4 separate regions of the Homo sapiens genome follow, and regions 1, 3 and 4 are each linked to region 2. The links are chromatin loops, found by intact Hi-C in ENCODE. Cell type or tissue: endothelial cell of umbilical vein. All regions are shown on one strand. Each heading gives the region's core, and the rest is flanking DNA. Links, peaks and the distances in the headings are about the cores only.

Region 1 (7,718 bases), core at 1,094-6,093, 130 kb after region 2:
TGGCACCATCTCGGCTCACTGAAACCCTTGCCTCCTGGGCTCAAACAATTCTCCTGCCTCAGCCTTCCCAGTAGCTGGGACTACAGGTGCACACAGCCATGCCTGGCTAATTTTGTGTATTTTAGTAGAGACGGGGTTTCACCGTGTTGCTCAGGCCGGTCGTGAACGCCTGAGCTCAGGCAATCCGTCTGCTTCGGCCTCCCAAAGTGCTGGGATTACAGGTGTGAGCCACCGTGCCCGGCCTATAATCATATTTTAAAGTAGAAAAATAATTTTAAAAAAATCTCAACGTAAGTGTAAAGGTGAGGATTTACCCTACTGAATAATGAATCTTTAAGCACAAAAGATTGTTTAAAACAGATAACTAACAGGAGCTATACTTATTTCATAAGAATTTCAGAAAAGTCAAGGTAAAGTAAAAGAGAAAATGAGGTGTCTTCTTTATTGTCACAAAGTTCAAGATAAAGAAAAGCGATTTAACTTTTAGGTTTATATCTGGACTTTCTCTTTAACTCCTTGTTTATTGTTACATTTAAATCTTGATTTAGAAATTAGTTTTTCAGTCTGTTTCTTTAAAAAATATATTTACGACTTGTTATAGAAACTCTCTTGGCCTCTCTCTGAATTATTTTTCAGAGTCTGTGTTACAAATTCTCAATTATTCACTTTGGCAAAATGCAATTTCTCAACTTCTAACCCCAAGCAATAGATAAGAGGATTATATTAAAAAAGAAAGAAAGAAAGAAAAGAAAACGACTCTTCAAATAGACTAGTATTTAACAGAAAAAAAGGAAACTCTCTCAACTACTTGTGCCTTTCAAACTCAATAAAATGACTCCGTATATCTCAAAATCAAATACCCAATTCTCTGTTCCCTGAAACAATTGCCTAAAAATATGTCAGTTCAGATTTGACATAATAAAACCATATTTTAGTCATTGACAGAAAATTCATATTGTGTCTAGAGATCCACCACATAAATTCAGAGTTAAAATACAAGAAGCCTAAGAAAATTTCATAAAATATCTATATGCTTTGATTTTTCAAAAAAAAGAAAAATTAAAATGATACAACCAATTGTTCATTAAATAGTACTGTTTTCAAAGATACAGAGTTCCAAATAGAATTAGAACCAAATTTTAACTTTTCATCTTTACGAAGACACTTTTTAAAATTAAATATATATGCATATATATGAATTTAAAGCAAATGTGTTAATATATTAGTTACTTAAGGCCTACAAGCAAACTTAAAAACTGTATTTCAAAAACAATTCTTTCACACTTTGGCAAAAGGAAATTGTGATTTTGAAAAACATCATTAGAAAACTGGCCTGCTGTGTTTCTAGGATATTTTAGCAAACAATTAACGATACCAAGAGCCTCCAGCAGCTATATTTGCAAAAGGCTTCAGTTTGAAAGACTGGGAGAGTGAAACTTAAGATATCTTGCTAAATTACTGTAAAATTCTAGACTCCACTCAAGATTTTACTTGTTAAATTATTATTATTGGTTTTATTTTTAGTGCCAATTTCACTAAGGAAGCTTAGCATGACCAAAATAAGTGAATCTTCCACACAGCTCAGAGAGATTAAAAATGTGATATCTGGAAAACCACTTTTAAAATTCTACAATAATATAGATCGTAATTCTCAAAACAGAATACTGTTGATACAATTTTTGAAACTATAATCAAATACTTCCTGTTGCTATCCATCATACCCAAGGAAGAATACAATATATTAATAGATTATGTGAAAAAAAATAACTATTCTTTACTTTTGTCTTTTCTAAATACATTTATTTTCTAAACGTGCAGGCAACACTTCAGGGAAAAAGACTTTATAATTCCATCCGTTTATTTGTTTTTACAGAATATCAATATCATAAAAAAGGTTCTTATATCTCAGAAATCCTAAATCAATATATATTGGGTTTTCCCTCACAAGAAAATTATACTCCATTAAGAGATCAAAAATATTTACTTCTAATTTTGAAGTTACGTAGAATTCTCCATAGAATGGAAAATGACAAAAAACAATTTATCAGTAGATCCTATGGTTATTTATAAAGAGTCAGAGTACTGTAAAAATAGTATTTTCAACACTACAAATGAGGATTATTACTTCAGTTTCTAAAGAAATGCCTCCCTCAATGCTTTCTTCAAACACTCAAATCCCAGCTTAATAAAAACAAATGGCATTCCTCATTTCTTCAAAATTACACATTCGATATCATAAGCCTTGCTGTTTTAACAAGATGCTACACTTTCCAATTTAGTAATTAAGTACTCATAAGCCTGAGTTTAGGCTGCAGTGTTCTGGGGATGATGGGCTGACTATAATAAATATATTTATAATCGTCAAATTCATGAATTTATTTATATTAAAATAAAATAAATAAAAAGGTAAGTTAATATAAAAACGTAGCCTGACTAATCCATAAAAGTGGTCTTTGGTATTTCATCACAGAACTAAATAAATTATAAACATGTATAGTATCATTAGAAAATTTTAACATTTCTATCCCTCAGTAATTCTACCCACTTCTGAAAATTACAGACTTTTAACTTGCCAAGCTAAAAGACTGTATTTTGTGTCTAACAGGAAACTAAACTGAACACTTAACTATATTGTTAAGGAAAATTATGACAAGTATTGGGTCCAAAGTATTTTACGTACTGAATCTTTTAGTTTCCAACTACAATTTTCAAAAAATTGAAAAACATTTTAAAAGACAAACATTCCTTCAAGTAAAATATACTAGTAAATAAAATGTACCAAATAAGAATCTATCCAATAAAATTTAGCCAACAACCATCAATCATAAAAGTCTTCCATTCCTAAAATAATCCCCACCCTAATAAAACAAAAGGAGTACTTTAAAACCATACATTTCTAGAAACTCTGCATGATTAAATAATATTTTATCTATAATATCATAACTAGTTTTAATATAACCAACACAAAATTTAAGTATAATCCATAAAGATTTGAAGATAAATTTACCCAGGTTTGTGTATTTCCTTTCTGGTTGAAGAGCAGACATCTAGATAAACTTTCCAGGGTTGATATTCTAGAACAATAGTACAAAAGCCTAAAAAAATGCTACAATGGTATATTTATTAACATATAAATTTTTTTACTGCCCTCTAGTGGCAAAGAGTCAAGTCACTGTATAAGGATGAAAGCCTGTGATTGGGAAGACTCACGGTGAGGGCTACAAAAAAATCTTGAAAAATAGTACAGCAAAATTTTACACCATATGGCACACTTCTTTACAGGAGATTAATTATTAAAAAAAAAACTCTACATATGAAACTCAAATTTTTTTCCTAAAAATATTATAAGAATGACATAAGCAGAATGAATATTAGCAAAGTACCGTACATCAACCATTAAATATTTTAACTGGCACTACAATGGCACTAATATTTCAAAAAATAAAATAGTCAATAAATTTTCACATGACATTAGAAAAAATTTGACTAATTCTTTAATTTTACTGGACTGGTTATTTTTAGTGTTTATTTTTAAAGAATGAGAGTAGTATGAAAATAATATTTTCAACACTACAAATGAGGATTATTACCTCAATTACAAAAGTTATTTTTAATTTTTTAAAATTCAAAATTCTAAAGAAAAGTGCAAAAGTGTTTAAGTTCCACAGAAACAAGTAAGCTAAATTAATATTCAGATTTGTTCCTGAAAGACATTTTACAGTTGAAACAGTTCTCACTATGTGTAAAATTGACAATTGGTATGATATAAAAGTATATATAATCTATAACTAAATTAACATTTGTTCTGCTTTGTACCAAATTAGTCACAGGTTCTCTCCAGGTATTTTCCAGAGCATCTGCATAATTTTATTCATTATTTTTTACTTTGTTTTTCAATATTCACTTTCTGTAATTAAAAATATGATTTAAAGACATAAAGTATGATTTTATTTGATTATTAAAAATAAGTATTAAAAAATAAAGTAGATGAACTGCTGTTTATCTGTGTATCTCAGATGTGATTTGTTGCATCTCAGATACAAAATGTATTAAACAGCTTGTGCTATGTAAAGAAAAGTATAATCCTGGAAACTTGGGTAATTTAATCATACAGCTTGTCTTAGGGGAAAATCATAGAATGCAATCAAGAAATAAAGAACGAAAAGACATTATAAACCTGACAGGAAAGTCACTGGAGGAGGGATTCAGGAGGCCGGTGGGAGGGCCCTATGCAGACCCATTCTGAAAGTTTTTAACCTTTAGGAACTCTGTGACCATAAAAAATAAATTTAGGCTTGATATTTGTGTTTACTTGTTTGCTTTCACATGGTGTAAACCATGCCTGGAAGCCAAGGCTGCCAGGGTCTTGCAGGGTCTCAATGAAGGTGGAACGCTGATGACGGCAAAAGACGGAAGACAGTGTCTTCACACTTCCTTCCGGGTAAAACTCAGAAAACAGTCACCCAGGATGCTCATACAAGGCTCTTTCTACCCAAGGTAACAATCCCTATACAACTCTCTAGTCATTTCAAAGGTTCTAGACTGTAAAGTGCTTGAAGGTTTTGATCAAATCGTAGATTTTGAAGAAAATGGACAGTGAAAAGTGCTGCCTCTAGCACACTGTACCAATATACACAGCAGCCAAGGTCACTACTAAAAACAAATTAAAATACTAACTGTGGCACAATCCTTGAAATAAATATTTGAAGTAAAAATATCTCACGGAAATAGTTCTGCCTCATCTTCATTCTGCTATAGATAGCGGCTGTCCTCTGGCATGGAGAACCTTATAAACAGTGTTGAACACAGACTCATTTCAATTGGGTTTAGAAGTAGAACAAGCCTGTTCAGACTAAACTTTAAGAAGTGGACAATAATAACCTTTCTGAAGATTCAAGTATGTCAAAACCAATGTCAGTAATGACCTCCTGTGAGACAACAGGAGAGATGGTATTCTTCAGCTTCTCCCATCGATAATAAGTTCTTATAACATTTACAGCAGCTGATCTTCAAGACCATGTACTTTATCCGTGGAAGTATTGTTCAGCTCACTGTCAGACCTAAAAGTTCACTTCTGCAGTTGATATAGAGGCTCCTAAGGAAAGCATGAGTAAATTCAGAGAATTACAGCAATAAAAACTTGAGAAATGAAATATATGTGTGTCCAAATATATAGATACATATACACACATGTATGTTTCTATATATAATATACATAAATCTTGAAAACATAGAATGGACTGCTGAAATTTTATGCTCTTAGTACCATTCTTTAAAAATAAACATTTTCTAACTCTTCAAAACATTGACAATAAAAATATACATTTCTCCAGCATCACAGAAATCATCAAGCCTGTCTTAAATACTTTAATATGCTATCAGGTTTTTCTTCTCTCCAAACCCAAACAATTAAAAGTCATACACATAACCACTGCCACAACATCTATCTGTTTTTACCAACAAGAGATGAAAAAAGAAATACATCTGTTTTCTGCCTCTGGATATAGAGGAAATAAAGGTTGGCTATAGACTAAAATGGGTTTAAATACAGACATTCATTTTAAACAGCCACTAAAAATCTCTGGGGAGTTTCAGCTATTAGATGAGACTTCACTTAATCAAGTGTAGGTCATTTTGGAATGAGTCAAGTAACACCACCAGGGACTTACTTTGGAATGGCAAATGCCATTTTTAAAAAGCAAAGAGGTTACACTTAGGGCTTCTCTACAAAATCTATTCTAAGTAATTTACACAAAATACTACTGTCCCATATATTCCACTTAAGCTGGAAAATATTCAAATGTACGAGAGAGACTGGAACACAGAGATCAAATTTTGAATATGATAGTACCTAGAAGCCTTGAATTCTCTTCTGGAATCCAATTATCATAGTCACTTGAGGGATACTGAATTATTATTTATCCAATAAAGACGAAGATGGACACATCTGAGTGATTGTTCAATACAGACAGACATTAAAACCATCTGTGACTACAGAAAGGTAAAATGTCTGATGAATTAGTCAGTGAAGATTAAATCCCGAGTGTGAGCTTGCTACTACTTGTCATTTTCACAAGTTAAATTTATGAACTGAATAAAGAAGTATGTATATGTATGCAGATAGATGTTCTGGTTTCTAATAATGCAAGCTACCAAAGTATCAATCTTTTAAGAGCTACAAAATGCTTTCTAAATTTCCTCTAGTATTATGGCATTTCAGTCTAACATTATTAGGCATATAAAAACACACCCCCGTCATCAATGATATGATTTGTTCACTACAACTTCCATCAAGTCATTCTGTTGAGTAAGTTACACTTTCACAAAACTGACCCAGAAAAAAAAAAATTGATCAGTTTTAAATAAGTAATATACACCAATAGTAGACACACCCATTCTCCATTCCACGACCAGTTTTGTATTTACATAATTTGATAATCACTGATATATTTTAAAAAGAATAATTTTTTAAAAAATAACCAACTTTCAAATAAGACGGCAACTTAGGCATAGGCATCTAACAGTCTTCCGTTCTAATATGAAATGAAACGACTTAAAGATACCAAACCAGGGGGTAACCTACCACTAAAGGAGTCCTCCTATTCCAGAAATAGTGAGGAATTTCTGCTGGATCCACAGCAGTTGTGACTAGTGGAAGGAAGGTACCTCCAATAAGTGTGCACTGCCCATCTTCAGAAGCCCTTGCAGTTCAGAGGACTTATATGGGGGAAATTTTAATGAAGCATGACTAACATCAACTCTTTTGAAGAGCTGAAGTGTGTAGATACGAGTAGGTCTCAGAGAGATGGGACAATGTGACTTGCAACCATTATGCACAAGAGGACAACAGCATTAGGGAGCAGCGATAATGGGAAGGTTAAATGCAAAGCTAGAGGCACACATAAACCAGGTAAGTTCAATTAAAAAGAAGGGGATACAATATTAATATCAAATAAAATAGAATTATGATAGAAGAAAGCATTCACTTAGATAAAAAAGGATATATATTAAGGTTACAGCCTACAATGAAAATATAATAGGCATGAACTCTATGTGTCAATAAAGCAAAACAGTAAGAAATATGCACACAAAGAACAGAAACAAAACAGTTTAACAGGTCTTTTAAACCTCTAAAGAAGCAAACAGGCTTAAAAAGGATGTTTGGGATTTATGTCGGTAATTTTCAATCTGGGACAGTTCTCATTGCCTGAGAATGTCTGGAAACGGGGTGTGAAGTTTTTGAGTTGCCACAATGTCTGTTAGCCTCTAAGGATACTTAGACTAAGTGATGTCCCTAAAATATAAGAGACAGTTTCTCAAAAAGAGGAATTATCCCATCCACAATGCTAAATAGTGCCCTAGCTGAATTACACTCACTCATCTAAATCATACATTTAAATATGGTTGAATGCATAGAGAGCAAATGCTGATGCCTACAAATAAGAATATTTTCAAGTGCATTAATAATCATAATATGATCATACATAAAAATGTACCATCTATTAGACCAGTGGTCTTCAAGCCATGGTATCTATAATCCTGTGAGTAAAAAATTTCTAAGGGGTAGGTAAGCCTGAACAGTTGCAAAGGAATTCATTTCAGGCCCTTATATTGACTTGGCTGATCTGGTACCTACAGAAGAGCTTCTTTTCTCATCTACCTAGAAACTTACCATGAGGCAATGCCCATTCTAGAGCAGCAAATCAAAGAGCCACGAA
Region 2 (7,718 bases), core at 1,100-6,099:
GTTGCCACTGAGGTCCCACCAGCCTGCAAGCAAGAGCATGGGCCATACCCTCCAGTCCCTCCAGCCTCTTGCTTGGGGCCACCCACGACTACTACCTACAGTAGGTTCCACTTCCAACAGCAGCTCCTGCGGCGGCACCGAGTGCCATAGGGAAGCCGCCCCTGAGCCCCTGGCTGACCCAGGTCACTGGCGGGCGAGCTCCTTTCATGGCCATGGTATTTTTATGGTCCGCAGAGCACCCGGGGCCTCCTAGGACCCCTGCAGCAGGACCGCCTGTGGCCTGGCTTGGGGACCTCCCAGGAGGCAGTCCGATGGCCTGTCCAGCAAAGCCAGTGCTGGGTCCTAGCCCTGACCTGAGCGGCCACCCCCAAACCCGGGCCTGCAGAAGCGCTAGGACGCCAGAATCCCTCCCCGCCGCCGCGGACCCTGCAGACCGGGCGGCTGCAGCAAGCGGACGAGCAGGGCGCTCTTTTACATCAACACAGCTAACACCAAAAAGGAGACAGCCCTCCTCACTGTCCCAGCGCACGTGAGCTCTCCTGACACCTGTAACTTTTCACCTTGCACCTCGTGGAAAATAAACGCCAAGCAGCCGGTAGACAAATAAATAAATGCTAATAATTAAATATTAAGAAATTATCTGGGCACCATGCCACACCTGTAGTCCATGCTACTCAGGAGGCTGAGGCAGAAGGATTGCTTGAACCAGAGATGGGAGGTCAAGACTGCTGGGAGCCGTGATTGTGCCAATGCACTCTAGCATGAGTGACAGAGCAAGGCCCCGTCTCAAAAAAATATCAATCAATCAATCAATCAATCTTTAAAAAAACTGAATACACCTTGATTCCAGGAAAAAATAAAATCACCAGGTAGCAAGGATGTCAAGTAGACATAAAATATGTATGCATACTTATGTACAAATACATACACATACACAAGTAAAGAGGACTGAGACATACTTTTACAGACAATACTAGTGAATGGTATTTTTAAAAAGCCTCACAAAACAGTTGCTCGAGAGGAAGAGAAGTGCTTGAGAATGACAGGTCATTTTCAGATGAAGATAATGGCTTAATCGCAATCACTGACTAGGACCAGAGTAAAGGCACAGATTACCTTTTACACTGTTCACGTTCAAAAAAGTGTGATTCAAAATGTGTTAGAAGTAATTAACAATTCATTTCTACAGGTACCATGAAAATTAAGATGATCATGTGTGAACATTTTATATAGATTACGGTTATCCAAAGCCAAACATTATCAGAATATACAGTATCTGCAATTTATTGAAATTACGCTTTCAATATCACTTAAGGACTATAGCAAATGATTAATGCATACTTTCTTGGTGTCTTAATTGCTATTAAAAAGAAACTGGTTCACTCCAATTAAACAAAATAACACTCCCACTCTATTGTACAGTACTTTTATCATGCACAAAAGACTCTAAAGCGTTCAATACCTTAAATAAAACTGGGGTCTCACTTCTGAGTGATGTGAAGACAATGCATCTATGAAGGCTTTTATTGATTCATTCCAAACATTTATTACTTTAGTTAATTAAATGTTTCAAGGATATGAATAGTTGCCTTTCATTATTATTTGAAGATTTTTTTTCTTCTCAAGAACAAAATTAACAGTCTGGGCGTTCCTACCTACAAAAATCCACCTACTTTTTGTTAAGCGACGGGAAGAGTGAGAAAACTAAGAGATTTTAATCTAGTAAAATTAACCATGGTTTAATTTCATGTTTAGCCTACCTAACACATAAAGATAAATTAGACAAAAATATCTCAGTTAAGACAAATGCTTTTCTTATTGTTTGGAGAGATGAGAGCTACTTTATGATGAAAGGTATTAACCAATGAGGTGCCCTTCACAATGGCTGCTATTACCATTTGGTAATTATTTTAAAAACATTTACGGAACACCTAGCATGTGCCACGTGCTCCACTTACTTTATTTCATTTCACACTTATAAATCATTTTGAGTAGGTATTATTATTGCATTGGAAACTGACTTCACATTTAAATATGTGACCTCACATTTAAATAGTTAGTGAAAATGGTGGATGCAGGATTACAAACCAGGTCTCTAAAGCATATGCTTTTCTCATGACGCTAAACTGTGATTTGTATCCCTACTATATCCACCAGGTTTTAATTAGAATATATATCAATACTGACTCCTGAGAATGACCTTCATTTGAGAGCTGCTATTGGTCTAGAACCTTCTTTCACATTTTAATTATTGGCGTGACGCCCACTAAACAATCAAGTTGAGGCTACAGCATTACAAGTGGTTAATAATAATCTCACATTAAAAAATAGGGCTTTTACTCTCACTTATCTTAATAACCATCTTTGAAACTTTATCTCAAACTTTCCTAGAATGAAGCCTCTACTTCAGCCTGAGAGAATGGTTTTGGAAACCCAAACTGTAATGCTGCTGGAGACACAGAGATGTTTATTCTTTGAGTAAATTCAGGACCATATTTTATATACGCTACCTTTTTTTTTTTTTTTTTTTTTTTTTGAGACAGAGTCTCCCTCTGTCGCCCAGGCTGGAGTGCAGTGGTGAGATCTTGGCTCACTGCAACCACTGCCTCCCGGGTTCAAGAGATTCTCTCACCTCAGCCTGCCAAGTAGCTGAGATTACAGGTGCCCACCACCCCGCCTGGCTAATTTTTGTATTTTTCGTAGAGACGGGGTTTCACCATGTTGGCCAGGCTGGTCTCAAACTCCTGACCTCAGGTGATCCACCCGCCTCGGCCTCCCAAAGTGCTGGGATTACAGGCGTGAGCCACCACGCCCGGCCTGCTACCTCTTGTTCTCTTGATATTGTGATAAGTGTTCTCTTGAAACTCTGAGAAGAAAATTAAGACAAATATTTTAAGTATTATTTTAGGAGCTACATATTTTGGAGGCCAATAGAAGCTTTTTCTGCGAAGGGGGTCAATAAAAGTTTAAATATTTGCTCTAAGTTAGCAATAGAAACTATTAGAAATGTTCAAGTCTGGAGCCTTACCTGCATTCAACCTGCCTTTCTCGTTTGATTTCTTATTCTTATTTATCTAAGGCATAAGAAAATTTGGACTTAAAATTAACTTTACTCTTGGAAATAAAACTTAGTGTGGTAATCACACGTCCCTCTTTGCCTGGTACAGCTATCAGTTTATGCTGCAATTCCAGGGTAACTGTTGATATGGCCCCTTCTCACTCTGCAAGTGTCCTGGCTTTAGTAATGAACTATATGGTCACCACAGAGCTTAGGCACTGAATTAAGCTTACAATAGCTTCCTCAATTATCCTCCTCTCTCTGAGACAAAGGTTTTTTTAGCCAGGGCTTGAAATAGGCCTTAAATATTAACAGCACACAGCAAATTCTTGAACTTTATATCTCCCTCTTCATGTTTCTTCCCATTCTCACAAATAAACAATATCCCTTCCTAGTCCTCTTAAGAAATACTAAGTTATAAAAGGTGCCATATTTTAAGAGACTTAGAATCCAAGTGATTTTTTACTATTCATTAGTATATAATTTAAGTTGACTTTCCCTTTTTTTTTTTTTTTTAAATAAATGATGATGGTGAAACTTTAAGAATTTCCTACCATTGGCCCAGGTCCAATTTTGAAATTTTTGTTAAGTAACCTTAGGTTCTTCATTTTTGGACCTCTTTTCCATATTCAGTAATATTCCTTTTCCCCACAGGTACCCTGTGTCTCCCCAAGCTGTCTTTAACAAAAGCATATGGCATCAGCATCAGTCAGTCAACCTTAGTCATCGAGCTACCTTCCCAGGCATATTTTACTTGAAGTTGTATCTTTAATTACGGAGGATTCCACTACTTACTACCTCACTAATGGTAGTTTATTAGTTATCAGTAAGTGGGTGGAGGTTAATTCTTCAGCTGGGAAAGGTTTCCTCTGGGGCAGGAAAGCTACCCCATATAGGATGCAGACACACGTCAGCAAGGCTGACTCAGACCCGGTGTGTGTATGACTGTTTTTACCTTCCCTACAACCATTTTAAAGAAGATAAAAAGAGAAAAAAGTATCATATCTTAGTTTAGTAAACAATATCTCTGTTTAGGTATTCTGTTTTTTTAACGACGTTAACAATTGATCTCACATTAATGCGGCTCAAGACATCTCAATATTGAAATAAAAAATGCACTAATAAAGAGGCAATTTAATATGCAATTTCATACATTAATAATTAGCAAAGCATTACTGAACTAGAAGGTAAAAAGCTATGGGAACATAACTAATGAACTATCCATGCCAAAGTAGGCTTCATAATAAAACAAGACTTTAATAAATCTTTTATTAAATGGCTACAAATGAACCGTTTTGTTAACATCTAATAGGTAACTACTAAGCTGTTTAATTCACGTATATAAATGAGGAACTTGCAGGCAATTAACTTTACAGTTGCTGAAGGACAAGGCTTCTCAATGAGAGTTACTGTACCATACCTTTAAGTGCTGCTGCTGTACTGGGCCAATTCTAAGCGTTTGCTCAGCTGCTCTGTATTCTTGTAGCAGCTATTATTACATACTGAAGCAGCTGAAGTATAAAATAAACAAAGGGCAAGCTATAGGCTCTCCAATGCCCTAAAAGTGAATAATCCAAAGTATAACAAATAGTGAGCTCAAAGAAAAGGAATTTTCAGGAAAATTGTAAGCAAGCACTTGGTATTATACATAGGGACCGATTGTTAATAGGAAATGATGACATAATAAGGAGATGCTTATGAACTGCAAAGGCATTTTTGGATCTCAGTGTGACTCTAGGAGATCTGAAAGTCACTGGAGATTATAGACCAGAAGTATTCTATTCACTGAGTGGGAATGTACAGTACACAGTCACATTGATTGTCTCCAGCAGGAGCAAATGTTAAATTCATTAGAGAAAGGAAATAAACATTTTTATGGAAGCAAGAAACTGCCTGGTGAAAAAGAATGCTTTTGAATAAATCAAAATGATAGCTATACTGAAACATATAGGACAAAGTAGAAAATCCTTTTATGCCTTTTCCAGCAATTCACATAAACTGTAAGTCTACAAATCACTGAGATTTTCAAGGGTTATTACATGCCATTTTGTAACCAATTACTATCAATTTGTGCTGAAAAGAGAAAAGGGGGAGGAACTAAGAGAAAAATATAGAGATTCTTATTTATTCGTAACTGAATTTTAAACTTCATAGCTTATAACCTTTAAGTGGCAGTTTCAGAAAAAGTGAGAATTAGCAAAATCGGTGTGTGTGTGTATATATATATATATATATAAATAATTGCCAAAGATGAAACAATACACTAGATTAAAAAATAGTTAAAGGCAGACACAAGTCTGGATAAAGTTGTTAATATAGCTGAAACTGAGTCTGAGAATCATACTCAATAGGGAACCTTAACTAAAAGAAGGAAAAATCAATGATAAATAAGACTGGTTCTTCACCTCCAGAGTTCCAACCAAGTGAGACTATTAAAGAAACCACAGTAGTACTGTGTCGGTACAGTGTGAGATTTTCACATCACTGCTTAGCTTCACTCACTGAGTACTGCAAGTTGAAATATCATTTCTTTTGATTAGCGACACTGTAAGATGTGAACTTTGGATAACGAGAAAACAACAAAACTATACTGCAGATTAAAATTTGTTAGTGTAACAACAAATTTTTAGATTAATTATTCTGTATATTTATTAGTGAGATCATATCAGCGGTTGATTTCCTCCCTGAAACTCATAAAACTGTATAATATTAATTCCATTGATGATTCATTAATGGCATTACTTTGAAATGGAAGAAAATCTCAGTAACTACTCACCATGGGAGTGATTTCTTATATGGTCTGAATATAGAGAAACCAGCTACAATTTCACATATGGCTACAGTGGATTTTCTTCTAACCAACTACTTTCTTTCTTTAAAGTCTCATCAATCAAAATTTCCAGTGCAATAAGACGAATAACAAGAACGCATCTTACTCTTCTCAAAATTATTCCAAATTCACTGGAAGACATGGTTTCACGGAATGCTAACTCTCCTACTGACAGTTTTTGAGGCTTTTGTGTTTTATAACATCACTAAAATTAAACACGTTTCTGAGGATTTAATTTGACATATTTCATAAATATTTGTCAAAACAATTATTGTCAACTACAATGTAATATCCATATTCAATCTGATGACTCAACTGGAAAATTACTTTTTTCCTAATAAATTTTTTCCAAATGACAATAGTGAATCGGTGTTGATTAGCTGTTCAGTGTGTGCTAATTAATTACACTGGGTAAATTTACGTCTGTGCTAATAACCTCAGGAAAAAAAAATCCGTATACATGACTGTGTCTTAAGTGAAGAGAAATCTGCTGTTTGCCTATTTTTCCTGTTCTTTCTCTTCCTAATTTCTCCCAGAAGAATGTTCAATAATACAAAATAAACAATAAAACTCAACTACTCGTGGCTGATATGGATAAAAAGATAAGAGTTCTTTAGAACCTTGTTCTTAGGTCAAGAGTAAAAGAAAACACAGAAAGACTTTCATTGTTGACAACTAACTGTGGGGACCTCCTGCTAGCTCATCCTCAAGGCAGAATGGGTTGAGACCATATACCTAATGGTGAGAAATAGCAATGTATTCATTGTGAGACACTTTGTTCACCCAGAAGCTAATTTAAATCCTAATGTTAACCGGAAGCTCTAGGGCAGGACATTTTGGGGGACAGTCTCTCAAGGCGTCAAGAGCTCTCTATTTTCTGGCTTTTCTATGGTGATAACTCTTTTTCTCCAAGCCTAACGGAAACCCTGGGGCAGAGAAGAAATAAAGAATAAGAGGAATGTTGGGGGAACCTCCCCGCAAAGCTGCCAACAGAAGACCAATAAGGTAAGACACCACTGTTGGTTGTGCAATACATAATTACAAGGAGACAGTGACTGTTACGCTCCTGTCCAAAGAAAGAAGGCGAAATTTTATATGCCAGGAGATCCTGAATAATGAAATGGATTAGCTCAAAACAGCTTTCGCTGATCATACTTTTGTATGAGCAGTTTACCACTTGTCAGCCAGCCTTTGCGAGAAGTCCTAACTTTGAACCTTAATGAAACACTATGCTATGTGTACAGAGAAGGACCATTAAACTGCTGAAGCCTCTAGAAGACTGAGAAGCTCATGGGCCATCATGTATGAATCAGGGCAAAATTGTTTTGTATAGTTGCAGACTACTAGTTGTACGGTTACAGTCAGAGGATGGAAGTTTCAGGGATGGAGATTTCAGTTCATTGTAGGGAAAAACTTCCTAATAGAACTGTGTCAGGATGAATGGATTGTCTTAGGAAATAATCCTGCAAGGAACTTTAGAGAGTAGGTCCTATCTCCCTCATACTGCAAGAAACTACAATATCCTTAACAAACTGTCATCTGATTTGTGCTTAAGTGTTATATTCATAGTGGGGCTCCACTATGAATATATGATGTAATGAACAAAATATAGTCTGAGAAAGTACAGAGGTCTAGAACCAAGAAGATGCCAGACATGTCCACTGAATCAAACTACATGCAACTGAGAATAACATTTTACATCTCTGTCCTTTTCTCCACATGCCTGATAATTTGTAGATAAGAAAAAAACAAACAGTGGTAAGGGAAAGTTTCACTGAAGTAATTTATTCTCATCTCTTGTAGGCAACAAACTGTGTGAAAAGAATAGGC
Region 3 (7,718 bases), core at 1,176-6,175, 71 kb after region 2:
ATTTTCTTCTTTCTCTCCTTCCTCCGTCCCCAGGTATGTCCTCACCCTTCAAATCTCTGCTTAAGTACCAGTTCCCTGAGTGACCTGAGTGGTGACTTGACATTTATTTGTGTGATCATTTCATTAATATGCCTTGTTAGCTTGTAAACTCCCTTTTCTGAATTTGCCTACTATTGTATTCTAAGCATTTAGCCAAATGCCTTGTGCCTCTGGGAACTCCATAAATAATTGTTAATAACATTGTTTCTTCAAACTCTTCCTGGGTACACCTTTGGTAAACAGAAGAGACGTGCGGATGCCTGAATACTTGCCCAAAACGTGAACATAAAAAACACTATCTAAAAGCTTATATTAGACTAATTAATGTATATATTTAAGCATTCAATTGCCAAGCACTATGAGCATTTTTACTCCTGTTCAAAAAGAACAGCCAAAAGCAAATGGTAAGTGCTTTAAAGCCCTCACTTAATAAAAACAGTTAAATCACTGGGAAGATTACAAACAATGCACTCTCCAAAATAGCAGTCAGTGAGCAGCAAGATGAATCAATCATCTTCCATGGTCATATAAATATATTTCAGTTTGCATCTGTGCACATTCACAGAACACTGTATGGGGTACCTGGAAACTTAACACGCTGCAGCATGAACAAAACACAGAGACAGGGACACAAACGTATCCACAGAAACCTGATAGAAAATTAACGTCAAGTAACTAGTCATGGCTAAATAATTAAACACATGTGGAAAATGTAGAATTACTAGAGGCAATGAGATTATGCAGACGGTGTCATAGAAAACTTTTGAAAAAGGGCAGAAGACGTTTTCATGGTGAGAAGGAAGGAGAGCATTCTACATGCAAATGTTAAGCATTTGCAAGTATAGAGGCCAAGAAATAGCAGAAAGCAAAGTGCCTGCTCCGGGAATGGTAAATAAATAGTTTACTTGACTGAAGCTGAGAATTTGGTTTAGGGAGTAATGGAGCACGAAACAGAAAGATAAAGTAGCTGGTGCAAACAATTGGTAAAAGACCTCGAAGTACGTAATTAGAAGATTGAACTAGACAAGAGAGAGATCTTACATAGAAGAGAAAGAGACGGCAATGATATTTATAAACCAAGAGTTTAGATCCTGCAATTACAGACTGTAGTTCATGATGAAATGACTGCAGGAGCTAGCCTTTTTGAAAACTGAGTCAAGAAACCACCAATGACACTGATTTATGTAAGAGTTCCACAGGATGACGAGAGAATGCAAAAAGGATGAAACAGGAGAAAGATAAGAAATCAGACAAGATATTCTAGAGCAGAGAAATGGCAGATATTATCAGAGCTCCTAACACTTCATTCACACTGTACTTCCTTGAAATCCTTATTTTTCCCTAACTGAAACACACAGTTAACTGTATTTATGTCTTTCATTCTTCTGGACACTCCTTCAAAGTACCTAGTGTATCGATATCTTGCCAGCTGTCAGGCTTTTAGTGAATAATCATTGAATGCATAAAAAGCAAACAAGGGAAAAAAAAGAACCCCTGACATAGAGTAAAAAACTATTTAATAAACATTCCATCTGACAAACAAATGAAATATCTAATATTACATGAATTAAACTTCAGCTTTCTGACACCAGGAGAGGCAACAGATGAGATTTTCATGGATATGGGGTAAGAAGGAGTGACTTCACAGAAACGTTCACCATGAGCTAGCAGAAACAGGCTCCATGCTGAGGAATGAAGCCTAAACCAATATAAAATATTTATATGTGCCCAGCGTTCCGCCAAGCCATCAAAGCAGGAAAACATAGGAGGCTGGCCTGAAGATGAGCAGCAGTCACATCTGCTTATTTCTTTCCAGCAAGTCAGTGATTTTGGTCTTGGCAGAAGGAAAGAAAAAAAAGTGTGTACTTTTTGCGGCGGCCAGGATGTGATCCTCTGACCCACTTGTGAGCTGCCATCAGCCACTAAGAAACCTCTCAAGATTTCTAACTGGAATTTCACTGAAGCTAAAAAGCATGGCATGCCTATTGGCAGCTATTTTGCTCCGGCGCCCAGTAGAGGCATTAGTTGTAACATTCCTATTCAATGGTCTTCAGTCCTACTGCTAGAACATGGCCACACTGATAGAAGAAAGACTTGAGAGGCTATTTGCATGTTAATTTTATAAGAATGGCTTACAAATCTCAACGGATTTTCTCTGGACAGTGCCAGTTGACACTGGTTGCCCCAACATAATTGCAAGTTACAAACTTGATCTATGAAGAAGAAAGACTTGCTATAAACAGAAAATAAAAATATTACTACTAACAGCAGAAACAACAATCTAGTTAATCTGTGCAAATTTAAAGTAAATAAAAATACACCATATTTGTTCGTGGCATTTATCTCAATTCCCATTTGGAGTTTCCTACATATTGGACGGAATTCTTCATTGTTGTAAGGCCAATACATATACAATATTAAAATAGATAATCTAAATATAAAATAAAATAAAAAATGTGTAATAATAACAAATACTTGTATAGAGGTTATTGTGTGCCAGTAACTGTTCTAAACATTTCACATATGTTAACATATATTTACTCATTTAATTCTCACACTAATCCTGAGAGGTAGGTATTATTAACATATAATAATGTAATAATGTTTATCATAATTCATTACAGATTAAATGCCATTACAAAAAAATTCTGTGTTTTTTTTTTTTTTGACATAGGGTCTCACTTTGTCACCCAGGGTGGAGTGCAGTGGCGCGATCATAGCTCACTTCAGCCTCGAACTCCTGGGCTCAAGTAACCCTCCTACCTCAGTCTCTGGAGTAGTAGGACGGCAGGTGCATGCCACCACACCTGGCTAATTTTTTAGTTTTTATTTTTGTAGAGATGGGGGTCTCACTATGTTGCCCAGGATGGTCTTCAACTCCTGGGCTCAAGTGATCCTTCCACCTCATCTTCGCAAATCACTGGGATGACAGGCATGAGCCACCACTCCCAGCCACAATAAAAATTCTTTATGAAAAAAAGACTCCCTCTCTGCCCAAATCCTGGCCTAAGCAGTATTCTGCCTTGCCTCAGAGTCTATGAGAAGAATACAATAATCACAATAGTTCATTTTTTCAATAGAAATACCAACAAGAATTTCAGAACAAGTATCAAAATTGACCAAAATATGTACGTGAGGGTCAGAGTTTGAAAATAAGTAAGCAGTCTCACTGAGAATTTATTTTCCATAGGAAAGATGAACACATTTCTATTTGAAACTCTGCAGGATTTCCTGAGGCAGATCTAATCATCTAAGGAAAATGTACAGCTTGGTTGTTGTTTTCTTATTATAATCCACGCTACCTTTCCACCTGTATGTATTAAAAGGCTACATCTCTGCACTGGGCTAATTTGAGGAGGAGGGTGCAAGTCAGTACCACAGCAATCCTGACTCTTAATCATCCAAGAAAGTATGTTATAAAACAAAAACCATCCACCAAGTTTCAGCTTGCTTGGACAAGGTGCTACATAGTATAAGAGGAAAAAAGATCCATTTTGTAATCTGGCACATCTCTAAGAATAAAGCACTGTGAAATCAGTGATCGTCCTCATTTTCAATTAATCCAGTTATAACCAGAAAACATAATCTGATCCCACTTTCCAAATCCACGTTTTTAAGTGCTTACTCACTGTATAATCCTGGGCAAGTTGTTCAATATCTCTGCAAGTTTGGATTTTGGAATTCTGTAGAAGTGAATTCTATCTCCATCGCTTATCTTCTCTGAATCCTTAGGCAATTTGCTTAATATTTCGAAGAAACAAGCTCTTATATATAAAACAGGAAAAATAATACTATGCCCCATATGGATTCTGGGGAAGAATGTATAAAATAATGAACTCCAGTGACCATGTGTTTACTGTCTCCACTGTGTACACACACATTACTCTCCTTTTTCTAATTAGGTTACAAAAAACTCAGCAAATTTAAACCATGGCATATCCCTAACCTGATGTCTCTCTACTTACTCAGCCTTGCTTTCTGCTTTGCACATGAAATAAACAACAAGAGACTATTATAGCACTAGCCCTCTGCCCGTCATCTTTTTTCTCAACTTTGTATCTTTATATTGTCCTCTGGGGTACAAATAGCCAGATGACTCCTATTTATCCTGTAAGATTGAGCTCAGCCTCATCTCTTGGAGGTAAATAACCCTGACTCCTTCCATTCTGGGTCGGTTCTCCCTCTGACATGCTGAAGTAGCTGGGCATGTTCCTCTGAATGCATGTTTACAGCTGCAATGGTATTGTACTATGATGTCATCATTAATCATCTCCCCCAACAGACTTCAATTTCTTTGATGTTTTGTATTCTTAGAGTACATAGCACATAGCTCTCTAAGCAAGCATCTACTGAATCAATGAGCAAGCCAGTCATATATTAGTTTTGTATCACTGAAAGCACTTAATGTTACACATTCAGTGACAACTCAGTAAACACTAAGTGGCTCATGGATTATTGGACTATACTATATCAATGAAAAGACAATCTTTTTTTTTTGGAGATGGAGTCTTGCTCTGTCGCCCAGGCTGGGGTGCAGTGGATCTTGGCTCACTGCAACCTCCCCCTCCCACATTCAAGCAATTCTCTGCCTCAGCCTCCCAAGTAGATGGGTTTACAGATGCCTGCCACCACACCCAGCTAATTTTTGTATTTTCTGTAGAGACGGGGTTTCACTATCTTGGCCAGGCTGGTCTCGAACTCCTGACCCCGTGATCCACCTGCCTTGGCCTCCCAAAGTGAAAGACAACCTTTTATATTGCAAAAACTAGTACTTCAGGAGTCGAATATTCTTTCCAAGAGAGTAACAACAATTTTCCCAGGTGACCTGGAAAAATATTTGACTAGAGATTTTTTTTTTTTTTTTTTTTGAGATAGGGTCTTCCTCTATTGCCCAGGCAGGAGTGCAGTGGTGTGATCACGGCTCACTGCAGCCTCGACTTCCTGGGCTCAAGTGATCCTTCCACATTAGTTGGGACTACAGGCATGCACCACCATGCCTGGCTGATTTTTAAATTTTCTGTAGAGACAGGGGTCTCAATATTGCTCTGGCTAGTCTTAAACTCCTGGGCTAAAGCAATCCTCCCACCTCAGCCTCTCAAAGTGCTTGGGACTACAGGCATGAGCCACCGTGCCCAGCAAAAGATGTAATTTTAAGAATAGATTGCAGACCCCTATTCATAAGAAAGTAAAGAGTACTCCTGAATAATTAAAAGCTGTATTAGAATTAGCCATAAAAACACATCCACAGGAGTACTGATAATGTATACATTTAAAAGGCAGGATTCCTGCCCACATGAAAGTTTACCTGCTACAATGCCATGAGGCACAACTCTCTTTAGTGCTCAAGCACTTAGGGAGGCATAATAATATGACTCCTTAGTACTCAGATCATAATCGGGGAATCACTTGTACCCTTGGGAAATAATGCCCTTCTTGCGCACTGTGAAAGGTGCATTTATTATCCACATCGGATTGATTTTGCATATTATATAGTGAGTACCGATACTTTAAATCCCCTTAGAAGGTATATGAGTGAACTCAGCATACTTTTCATTGAGCTTATAAGGTCTATTAAAAATAAATAACTGTATCCAATATTTCATTTTTTAAAGAAAATGACAATTATAGGAAGGGAAACATTTAATATAATGAGACTGATCTAATAGTAAGGAGGTAGTCAAGTGTTCAGCCTGTTGGTGCATTATTAACTCTTTCTGGTCACTTGGGTAACATTTTGAGTACTGTACAAAAAGAGAAGTAATTTACTAAATGGTACCCTAATGGCCAGAAAGAGTTAATGTGGTAATCAAAAACGAGCAATTTACTTCTCATCAACTAATCAAGCTCAGTAAAATTTTTTATTAAAATGCCTCTGATACTGTTCAACTGAAAGTTTAATTGAAAAACTGAAAGCCATTTAGTGAAAATACAGGAGAGTGGATATTACAATCGATTAATCCAGGAAAAGTAATGGCATGTCTAACACAAGAAAGACAATAATAAAACAACTCTTGTTGCAATTATTAACATCAATGCCACCAGTATTTCTGAATGGCCACCACGTGTCAGTCACTATTCTAGGTACTATATGCATATATCACTGAATCTTCAAAATGGTAGGTTTTATTACCAGAAATGGAGGTACAGAGAGAGTATGCAGCTGAGCCATGACTAGAGAAGCCATATTTGTCAAATTTCACAGTCTATGATTATTTTATTATATGCTAGACTGCCTCCCAATACATACAGACAAAAATTTTAGCTTACTAGCTATCCAAATGATTTAGAATATGTTAGAAACAGTTTATTAAACAAATGCCCATTCCAGAGAAATTCTGATGTAGTCATAGTGCCAACTATGCTTGTATTTTCCTTGGGCTTTGGCCTGTTTACAAAAAACAGAGTTCACATAGCAGTCCCGAGACGGCTTTAAAAGGCCTGCTTGCAAGGCTAGCCGTGGCTGGTGTCTGGGAACCCAGATTTCCGGAAGGTTCCCACCATTCTCAGACTAATGAGAGCAGCTCACCATGTTTAAACTGTTTATGCACACAGTGCAGTTTATGCTGAATCCGCTTTCCTTCTGTGAGCCTGGGATTTTGGTACATGCCGGGCAGAGGGTGCCTCCATGACCAGTCCCAGTAAAAACCTGCCCACGGAGTCTCTTACGAGCTTCCCTGGCAGAACACATTTCACACATGCTGTCATAACTCACTGCCACAGGAATGGACTGTCCTGTGGCAGACACACACAGGAGAGGTCTTGGAAGCTTGTGCCTGGTTTCCTGCAGACTTCACCCCACATGTCTTTTCCTTTTGCTGACTTTGCTGTAGTTCCTCTCACTCTAGTAAATCTTACTTGTGAGTATGACTAACATATTGAGTCCTGTGAGTCCTCCCAGCAAATCATCTAGCCTGGGGTGGTCTTGGGGACCCCTTTTACTTTATGGTCATTGTGAATACTGGAAGTGACTGAAGGCTTTCTAATGGCTTTTAGAATGTCCACAGCCAAGATCTGTAGCACATCCAGAGCAAGGGTTATGTCTTTGGGATTTGTAACTTTTGGCATTTTAAATTCATTTCACAGCCTATTTTATGTCCCCATTACTATCTTTTTATTTACTTTAGGACCTAATTTTTTCACAGCTAAAATTAATTTCAGTTATTTATAACAAAACAGTGTTAGCATTTCTTATTGAATGTCTCGGAAGTATTTAACAAAAGTGAATACTCCTCCTTGACACACTTTCCTTTCTTGATTTCCACGATAGCACAGGCTCCTTGATTTCTTCTCACCCAGCCTTCTTCACTGGTCCATTCTCCTCCAACCACTCCCAGAGCTTGGTTTCGAGACCACTCTTTTCTCCTCCATCTACACTCTCTCCAGACTCTGCTTTAAAATACTCTCCCTTGAGCAACAGACTCAACAGCTGCCCATTTGACATCTCTTTTGGATTTAAACTTGCTATGTCCAAGTCAACAAAAACGATTTGATTTCCACCTGCCCAGTCCCCTTTATCACCTGTCCTCCCACAGTCTTCCCCATTTCAGTAAATGGCACCAAACTCCACTGGGCATGTAAGCCAAACATCTAAGATTCACTTCGAGCTCTTTCCTTTTTCTCAACCTTCACAGGGAATCCATAAACAAGTCCTACTAATTCTACCTCCAAAACAGATCCAT
Region 4 (7,718 bases), core at 1,522-6,521, 150 kb before region 2:
GGCCCTACATCTTGTATCTTGCAATTTTGTCTTCTTTCTCAGAAAGAGGTATCTTTTTTTTTTTGAGGCGGAGTCTCGCTCTGTCGCCCAGAGACTGGAGTGCAGTGGCGCGATCTCGGCTCACTGCAAGCTGCGCCTCCCGGGTTCACGCCATTCTCCTGCCTCAGCCTCCCGAGTAGCTGGGACTACAGGCGCCCGCCACCACGCCCGGCTATTTTTTTTGTATTTTTAGTAGAGACGGGGGTTTCACCGTGTTATCCAGGATGGTCTCGATCTTCTGACCTCGTGATCCGCCCGCCTCGGCCTCCCAAAGTGCTGGGATTACAGGCGTGAGCCACTGCGCCCGGCCATTTTTTTTTCTTTAGAGATACGTTCTGGCTCTGTCACTCAGCCTGGAGTGCAGTGGCACAATCATAGCTCACTGTGGCCTCGAAGTCCTGGGCTCAAGCAATCCTCCCGTCTCAGCCTCCCCAGGAGCTGAGACTACGGGAATGAGCCACCGTGCCCAGCCGGGATCCAAAAATTACAGAAGCTCTAGACTCTCAAAAACATGGAATCCTCCAGCTCTTAAGATTATATTGTTATTATAGATGATATTATTATATCACAGTATTTTATAATCAGAGTAGAATTTTCATATACTTACTCAAAAAACGTTGTCCATCCAGTTTCATCACTTTTAGTGGCTAAAAGGCCACTATTGCCATGGTAAGTAAACAAAACTAATTCCAGTCCTTGAGCAGTCATGCTTTTCAAACATCCATTTGTTCCTATTGTCAACCATATCACTTGGTTATCAGGAGACACCACTCGAACTGGCATGCGATTTGGGTCCCGTCTAATTCTAAGGGTGTTGCCATTGCTGTCTGTCACAGCAGTAATATCATTGTCATTGCTGTAGCTAAAATTGTAAAGGTAATCACCAGTGACTAAACTTACAGTATATTGGTGAGTACCATTGATGTCAAAGATGTAGAGTTCTTGATCAGTTGGAGACGCAACTTCATAGAAGTTCATAGAGTTAAGTAAAGGCTTATTCTTTGACACAGCCCGGATCCGGATATTCCCTAGATCTGCAATATACAGTGTACCATCTGGAGAAGCAGCCAGGGAGGATGGGGCACTGAGTTTGGCATCCTTGGCGTAGCCATCTCCACTCTGGTAACAGTCACAGTTGGCATCATTTTTGCAGTCACACTCTGAAGGTATTCCGGCCACTAAGGAGATTTCTCCATCTGTTGTGACCTGCCTTATCCGGTTAATTTTCTTCTCATCAGTTTCAGTAATGTACAGGACCCCACTGTAGGACACAGCAATGGCAGTGGCTGATTCCAGTGTTGTCTGCACCGCGTGCTTCCCCACAGGATATTCCACTCCGGGAACCTGACAGTGCATGGGCCGTCCAGCAGCAATGCGAACTTGACGATTTTCAGTGATCTGTAAAACTACATTATTATCCAGGACATAAATGGAGTTATCCATAGGGTTAATGGCTAGGTCAGTGGGCCATTCCAGACGTACCTTAATAAAAAAAGAAATGGCCTGGTTAGTAAGTTACTGCACTACAGTTAATTCGCCAGAAGAGTAAATTAGACCATTCAGGGAAATTGGCATTAATCTGAGATAAACTGTCTGATAATAGTTTTTTCAATAGCCTCAGTAAAATAAACCAAAAAGTAATGAATGAAGATAGATACAGGAAATAACACTTTATTTTAAAATTCAGCTCACAGAAAGATTTGCTAGTTACAGGCAAATAGCAAATAGGCCTCTACGTAGTGAGTCAACAGATATCGATGAGCTATGAACACACATGTTCCTTATGGCAGCAATAACCACCAAATGTTGGGGCTTTCTAGGTTATGAATAGATTAGTATTCTATTGTGTTTTCAATCAGGCCAACAGTAAAGTTTCTATTTCTAAATATAAGTCCCTTGGCACTAATCATAGTGGGTTCTCTCTACTACTTAAGGAGCTCATGCAATCAAAAGATTAGAGATTTCAGTTGTTTGGTTCTTTTTAGAATACCTGCATGCTCCTACTTTACTGGTATTTTATTACAAATGCTTAGCATTTCTTAGTGATAATTGTTCTGTATCTCACTGAATTCATCAAATGTAGAATTATAGAAGAAAATAACTTTTTATTAGCTCCTGTGATACATGTAAATGGAACTGCCCTATCAGAACCACTGCAACACATGATATATGCAGTTTAATATGGTGCCATCATAGTCTACCGACTGAATAAGTCAAGTCACCTAGAGGAAAAACAAACAAGTCCGCTTAGTATTTAACTACCTGGCTGATGTGCATGCTGGTGTCACAAGTTAAAGGTCTGGCTGAAGTCAAATCGTTAGAGCCCAGAAGAGTTGATATGATTCCATTTTGGTCAACTTTCCTAATCATGGTTCCATCAACAAAGTAGATTAATCCATTCTTATCAACTGCCATTCCTGTATTTGAGAGAAGCAAGTATTACTAATTTTTCAAAAATGGTTACTTTTGATTAACTATTAGGCCCATTATTAAACTCAGTTATTTAACCCCAGTGACAACACGGGTGACAGGTAGCAGGTAGGACTGCAGATTGCAAACACGTTAGAAAAAACCAACACAGGCATTTATAATACAAATAAATTAAAAATTCAGTAAGGAGGCAGGGCATGGTGGCTCACGCCTGCAATCCTAGCACTTTGCGAGGCCGAGGCAGGCGGACTGCCTGAGCTCAGGAGTTCGAGACCAGCCTGGGCAACACGGTGAAACCCTGTCTCTACTAAAAAACACACAAAAAAACTGGGTGTGGCAGTGTGAGCCTGTAGTCCCAGCTATTCGGGAGGCTGAGGCAGAAGAATGGCTTGAACCCGGGAGGCGGAGGTTGCAGTGAGCCGAGATCGCACCATTGCTCTCCAGCCTGGGCGACAGAGTGAGACTCCGTCTCAAAAAAAAAAAAAAAAAAAAAATTCAGTAAGGAAATAATCCAATTTTGTCAGAATCTCCTGTGAGTATATGTATCACACAGGTAATACCTGAATGTTTCAAATATAAATTACAATGATTATATAATGTTGTGGTCTATAAATTACAGAACCAGTTTCAAATTCCATTCCAGCTCCCTTACAGTAACCATATCCTTCTAACAAAAATAGATCTAAGCCAAGGTTAGTGTTTTGTTGACCCCGTTACAATGAAATTTTCTATTATGAATAATTCAGTACAGATACTTTTTTCCAGTCCTTGTTCACATAATAGTCAGCAGCTACCATGAAAAAAATAAAGGCCCCAAACCAAAAACATTGTATTCAGTGCCATAATACATGAGCAGGGAATCATTCCTGCCTGGTTTAAAAGCCTTTATCACGTAGAATTTTTTTAGCCCTGTTACCTCCCAAAATTCCTCTCAGCAAGGATTTTTTCCCATGGCATAGAAACAAAAGTTTCACAGCTCTCCAAAGAGGGTGAGGGCTCACAGGGTTGCTTAGTGATGGGTTTTAAAGAAGCCTGGGACTCATTCATGACAAAGAAATTCCAGGACTATGAAAGAATTTGGATACTTCCTTGAAGTTGAACAGGATGTGGCCTGAATTATATAGAGTAGTTAGTTGCTTCATTCTTTGAAGAGCTGATAAAATGGTATGATAATAAAAAATGCCAAGAACCTAGTATTTACTGTAAAACCAAGTTAGGATGCTAGCAGTTTCATGCTACATGGCTTTTAAAAACCCTAGATGTGAAACAGCTTTCCAGAACACTGTCAAAGGTAAAAAGTTAGACTCAGCATTAAACATGACTAGGCACTAAATGGATTTTCAACCCCTTTTTTTTTTTTTTTAATAAATAAAAAGAAATCCTCAAATCGCCAACTGCCGGTACCTTTGGGACTCATGAGTGTGGCTTCCACGGCCTTCCCTCCATCCCCACATCTCGCCTCGTCAAACGGAAGGCATTGCTCCCCTGTCCCTGCGACGACTTCTGCATTTTTAGTCAAGTCTTTTGCCCCCGTAAGTGACTTTGGGCGATAAATTCTGCGGGTGTTTGTGTCAGAAACGTACAGATCTCCCGTGACTGGATCCGTTGCAAGGTAGTATCTATGAGCTGGGTTGCTGCTGTGAAAAGGATCATAGATAAACATCAAAGGGAGTTACTCCTAATACACAGAGGGAAATTAAAAGCAAAATAAAACAGATCATGAGAAACTGATTATAGTCTGGAATCCATGATCAAAGATTAGACATGAATAGTACTGTCTATTTAATAATGACTCAAAAGAATGTGCTCACAGGTAGCATTTCTCTGATATTACTGTTTGCCTTCCTTGCCTGACGCTGAGGATTCAACAATTTACTAACAGTCATCTTAAAAAATATTACCTTTAAAAGGCAGTATGTGTCTACCCTAAAACAAAGAAGCAAATTGTCTAAATCTTTTGTGCTCAATGCAAAGCCATTAAAAAACTGCCCCTGAATGAGGGACATAAAGTTTATTCCAGGGGAAGCATGTCTCCATCAAATTCTCCAGTGAAGTACAATATACTACTGATTCCGCTCATACCTCACCATAGGGTATTATCCTTTCAAACTAAAAACCCTCCCCCTGAAGAAATGTACCACTGTATCTGTCTTGGTTGCTCTATCATAATCCAGAAAAGTGCCAGTGTCTGTCCTATGGGGTTAAATATTAAAATGAGGTCATTCAAGTCTACGGGGGAGTCTTAGTTGGTGGCCTGTGGCAGTGAGCTAGGATGCTGGATCCTTCAGTTTTCTTTCCAAAGTTTGTATACTGAGCTGCTCTGAAACCTGTCTATGAATGTAGTGACATACAAAATGTAGTGCCTCAGTTTTATAAATATAAAGAAATGCAAATGTAAAACATTTTATGTCCCATTACTTGTAAAAAATGGTAAGCCCAACACTGTTAAGGAGGGGACAAATTATGACGTATCATTGGAATTAAAAAGTTAATATCCTTACAGACACTCAATGCCACATTCTTAAAATTAATGTAATCTTGTACATGTGCAAAGATTGTCTTCTGAACAAAAACCTGAAAAATAATTTAAATGATTTGGTGTCCCAACCAAGACGTCAACATGATGGGAATCTATCAAACTCCATGTATCTTTTGATGACGAACTTAGTTATATTAATTAATTCTCATTCCCTCTCTTCCTCTCCCTCTTTCCACATACAGCCACGAACACACACACACACACAGTTACATGCTTGTTTCCATTTATTTTATTTGTGAACATCTAAAATATTTATAATAAATCTACCTATATGAATATTTTTATTCTAATAGTGATGCAGTAGTCTCCTCATTACCAATGAGGTTAGGTTCTAATAAAACAATTTTCACTACTTGATGATTTTCCGTCTAAGTGCTGAATAGCTGTACTTTATCATTCCTGTAAGAGATTCTATTCTTAAAATTGTTTAAGTGTTTCTCATGTTGTTAGAGGAGGCCAGCAGATCACACATGGAGTCTGTAGAGGCCTTGTGGAGCTCTGAAGAGCTCTTAGGCTGTGATGTTAGTATACAGAGAAATACAAAGACATACAAAGGCTTGAGCTTTGTATGTCCTTCAGCTTTGGGATCTCCTTTCCAGCCTTTGAGTGACAAAAGACAGACTAGGGCAAGACATCTTAGAGTGTGTAAATGTGTGTGAAATGGTAAAAAGTAAGATGAACTCAGAAAGATGCAAGTCATTGTGCAAGAAAAACATTTCAGAACAACTGGGTTATGCCAAGTGATCAACTTGCTGTGCTAAGTGTTATGATATCATTTTCCTAAGCTGATGCCTACAATCTTAATGCAGCAACACATATTGCATCCCTTAATGTGGCAGCTTATTACTTTGTAAGAAGTGAAGAGTTACAAATCAATATAACATTCAGAGCAATTTTAGAGGTTTTTTTTTTTTCCTTTCTATAAACAGTCTAATGTTGACACAGCTGGTCTTTCAGGTATATATAATTGGTGACAGAGTTGCAACTCCACCAAGCTGAGTCTACTTTGAAAGACATGACATTGGAGAGGCCCCTCTAGTCTTTCCTACCTCCCTGATTATACAGTTAACTGTGACTAGCTGTGTACATGGTATGCATACACTCATGTGTATACATAACACACATACTTTTTTTTCTTCTCAGTTGTACATCTTTTGAGTATGAACTCTGTACCCGATTGCCTGGGTTTAAGTCCTAACTTCATTACTAACACTAAATGTATGATCTGGGCATGCTGCCTAACTTATCTGTGCCTCAGGTTCCTTACCTGTAAAGGTGGTGATAATAATACATATTTCACAGGATGCTGGGAGGATTACACGAACTATATATGTAAGATCCTTAGAACAGGGCCTAGCGCATACTACATACTCACTAAGAATTAACCGTCCTTATACTCGCTTTTGTCCTGTCTCTTCCTACAGTGCAATGTCTTTTGCCTTATAACCTTAGAAAGTGCAGGAATACAATAATTAACTAAAGTATGAGTTGTTTCTGAAAATATTAAAAGAAAAAAACTGATTAGGTTTAAACTTGGTTTAGGTTTAGGTTTGTTAAACCTAAACTTGGTTAGGTTTAAATTTGTTTTTTTACTTCTGCTGTTATAACAGCAGTTTATAATATCCTAAACTATTAAAATAATGAAGACTCAATATACCCACTTTAAATTGTTTAGAGAGTAATGATGAACAATGATGATTCATTCATGGTAAATGAATCATGCACACTTCCTCAGGATGCCCTCATTTTGAGAAAAAACAAACAAACAGATTATTGAGGTGGCAGCTTCAGTGGTGGTGGCATCCTCTTTAGCTATGGGACGTGAGTTTTCTTGGTGCAAAAACGAATGGACATTCAAGTGATAAGCTTTGCCTTTATTGTCATCAGTTTTATCCTAGTGGGGAAGTAAAGAGAGAATGCCCAAAGTGGTGCTTATATTTGCTTATTTCCTGTCCTGAAGCATCTCCTTCCTAGAAGACATAGAAATTTCTCCATCAAGCAACAAATGTCAATGGCTTTAAAAATGTCTGATAAATGAAAGCTGTACTTTTGGACACAACTCTATTGTCCAGAAGAACAAATGTGGGGGAGTCTACGTGGCCCTAGAGAAGAGAATTAGCCTCTGGAAATATTCCCACAGGATGGTAGGAAATGAGAACTTGACAAATTCCCAGCAGCGCAGGCTAGGATGGCAAATTAGAGCTGGTTGTTAGATGCTGGTCTCTCCTAAATGAAAAGAGGGATCAGCATGGAAGTACTAAAAGGAAAAAAAGTGAGTCTGGATATTTCTAGTTGACAGACTGGTGGCAGTGAAGCTCTGAATCATATGCCATAGGACTGGGATTCAAGGTCACCTAATTTGAGCATAGAGAGTTGACAGTGTGAGCTCGTGCTTGCTTTCCAACTTTCTGAAAAGCCAAAGCACTGAAGAGGCGGGTGTGTGGGTACAACGAGTGGTGAATTTTTAGGTCAGTAATCTATCTACTGTGAAAACGTGAGGCTACCACGACGGAACCGGCTGCAGCCAGCAGCTGGAGCACAGGGATTTTCAAAATGCTTGGTTTTGGGAAATCTCTGCTGAGCGGAAGCACAGCAGCATTCTCATGTGATTGGTTGAGATTTCACTATTTCAGAAAGGTTTGAAATATTACAATTTTGACTAATAGCAAAACCAAGGAAACTGAGATCAAGTTAAGAACCTTTAGTATAT

What was found. Hi-C counts contacts between places; a loop is a spot of excess contacts. Peaks named below come from ENCODE experiments on the same cell type or tissue, not always from the same donor. Only the 100,000 strongest peaks of a DNase experiment are listed, where the experiment ranks them.
Region 1: a loop joins it to region 2, with 4 times the contacts of the local background. A loop is called at or near these places in 1 of 110 quality-filtered maps.
Region 3: it touches region 2 in a loop (2.7-fold over the local background); 1 of 110 quality-filtered maps calls a loop at or near these places.
Region 4: a loop joins it to region 2, with 10 times the contacts of the local background. A loop is called at or near these places in 1 of 110 quality-filtered maps.

What each region holds. Positions count from the first base shown.
Region 1 is chr4:182,474,038-182,481,755 of GRCh38, reverse strand. The region is part of intron 3 of TENM3 (teneurin transmembrane protein 3); the gene reads right to left. Among named protein-coding and RNA genes, the nearest start is that of TENM3, 230 kb to the right of the region's middle. In endothelial cell of umbilical vein, for the core only: a CTCF peak has its summit at 3,170 (motif pointing left); a DNase peak (open chromatin) is centred at 3,015.
Region 2 is chr4:182,601,342-182,609,059 of GRCh38, reverse strand. The region is part of intron 4 of TENM3 (teneurin transmembrane protein 3); the gene reads right to left. Among named protein-coding and RNA genes, the nearest start is that of DCTD, 310 kb to the left of the region's middle. In endothelial cell of umbilical vein, for the core only: no CTCF peak of the experiment used is centred there; DNase peaks (open chromatin) are centred at 3,919 and 4,679; H3K27ac peaks cover 3,192 bases.
Region 3 is chr4:182,530,728-182,538,445 of GRCh38, reverse strand. All of the region lies in intron 3 of TENM3 (teneurin transmembrane protein 3), which reads right to left. Among named protein-coding and RNA genes, the nearest start is that of TENM3, 290 kb to the right of the region's middle. In endothelial cell of umbilical vein, for the core only: no CTCF peak of the experiment used is centred there; a DNase peak (open chromatin) is centred at 4,295.
Region 4 is chr4:182,748,188-182,755,905 of GRCh38, reverse strand. It overlaps TENM3 (teneurin transmembrane protein 3), which reads right to left. Exons shown (of 28, transcript NM_001080477.4): 20 at 3,874-4,106; 21 at 2,302-2,456; 22 at 647-1,521. Among named protein-coding and RNA genes, the nearest start is that of DCTD, 170 kb to the left of the region's middle. In endothelial cell of umbilical vein, for the core only: no CTCF peak of the experiment used is centred there; a DNase peak (open chromatin) is centred at 3,535; H3K27ac peaks cover 2,488 bases.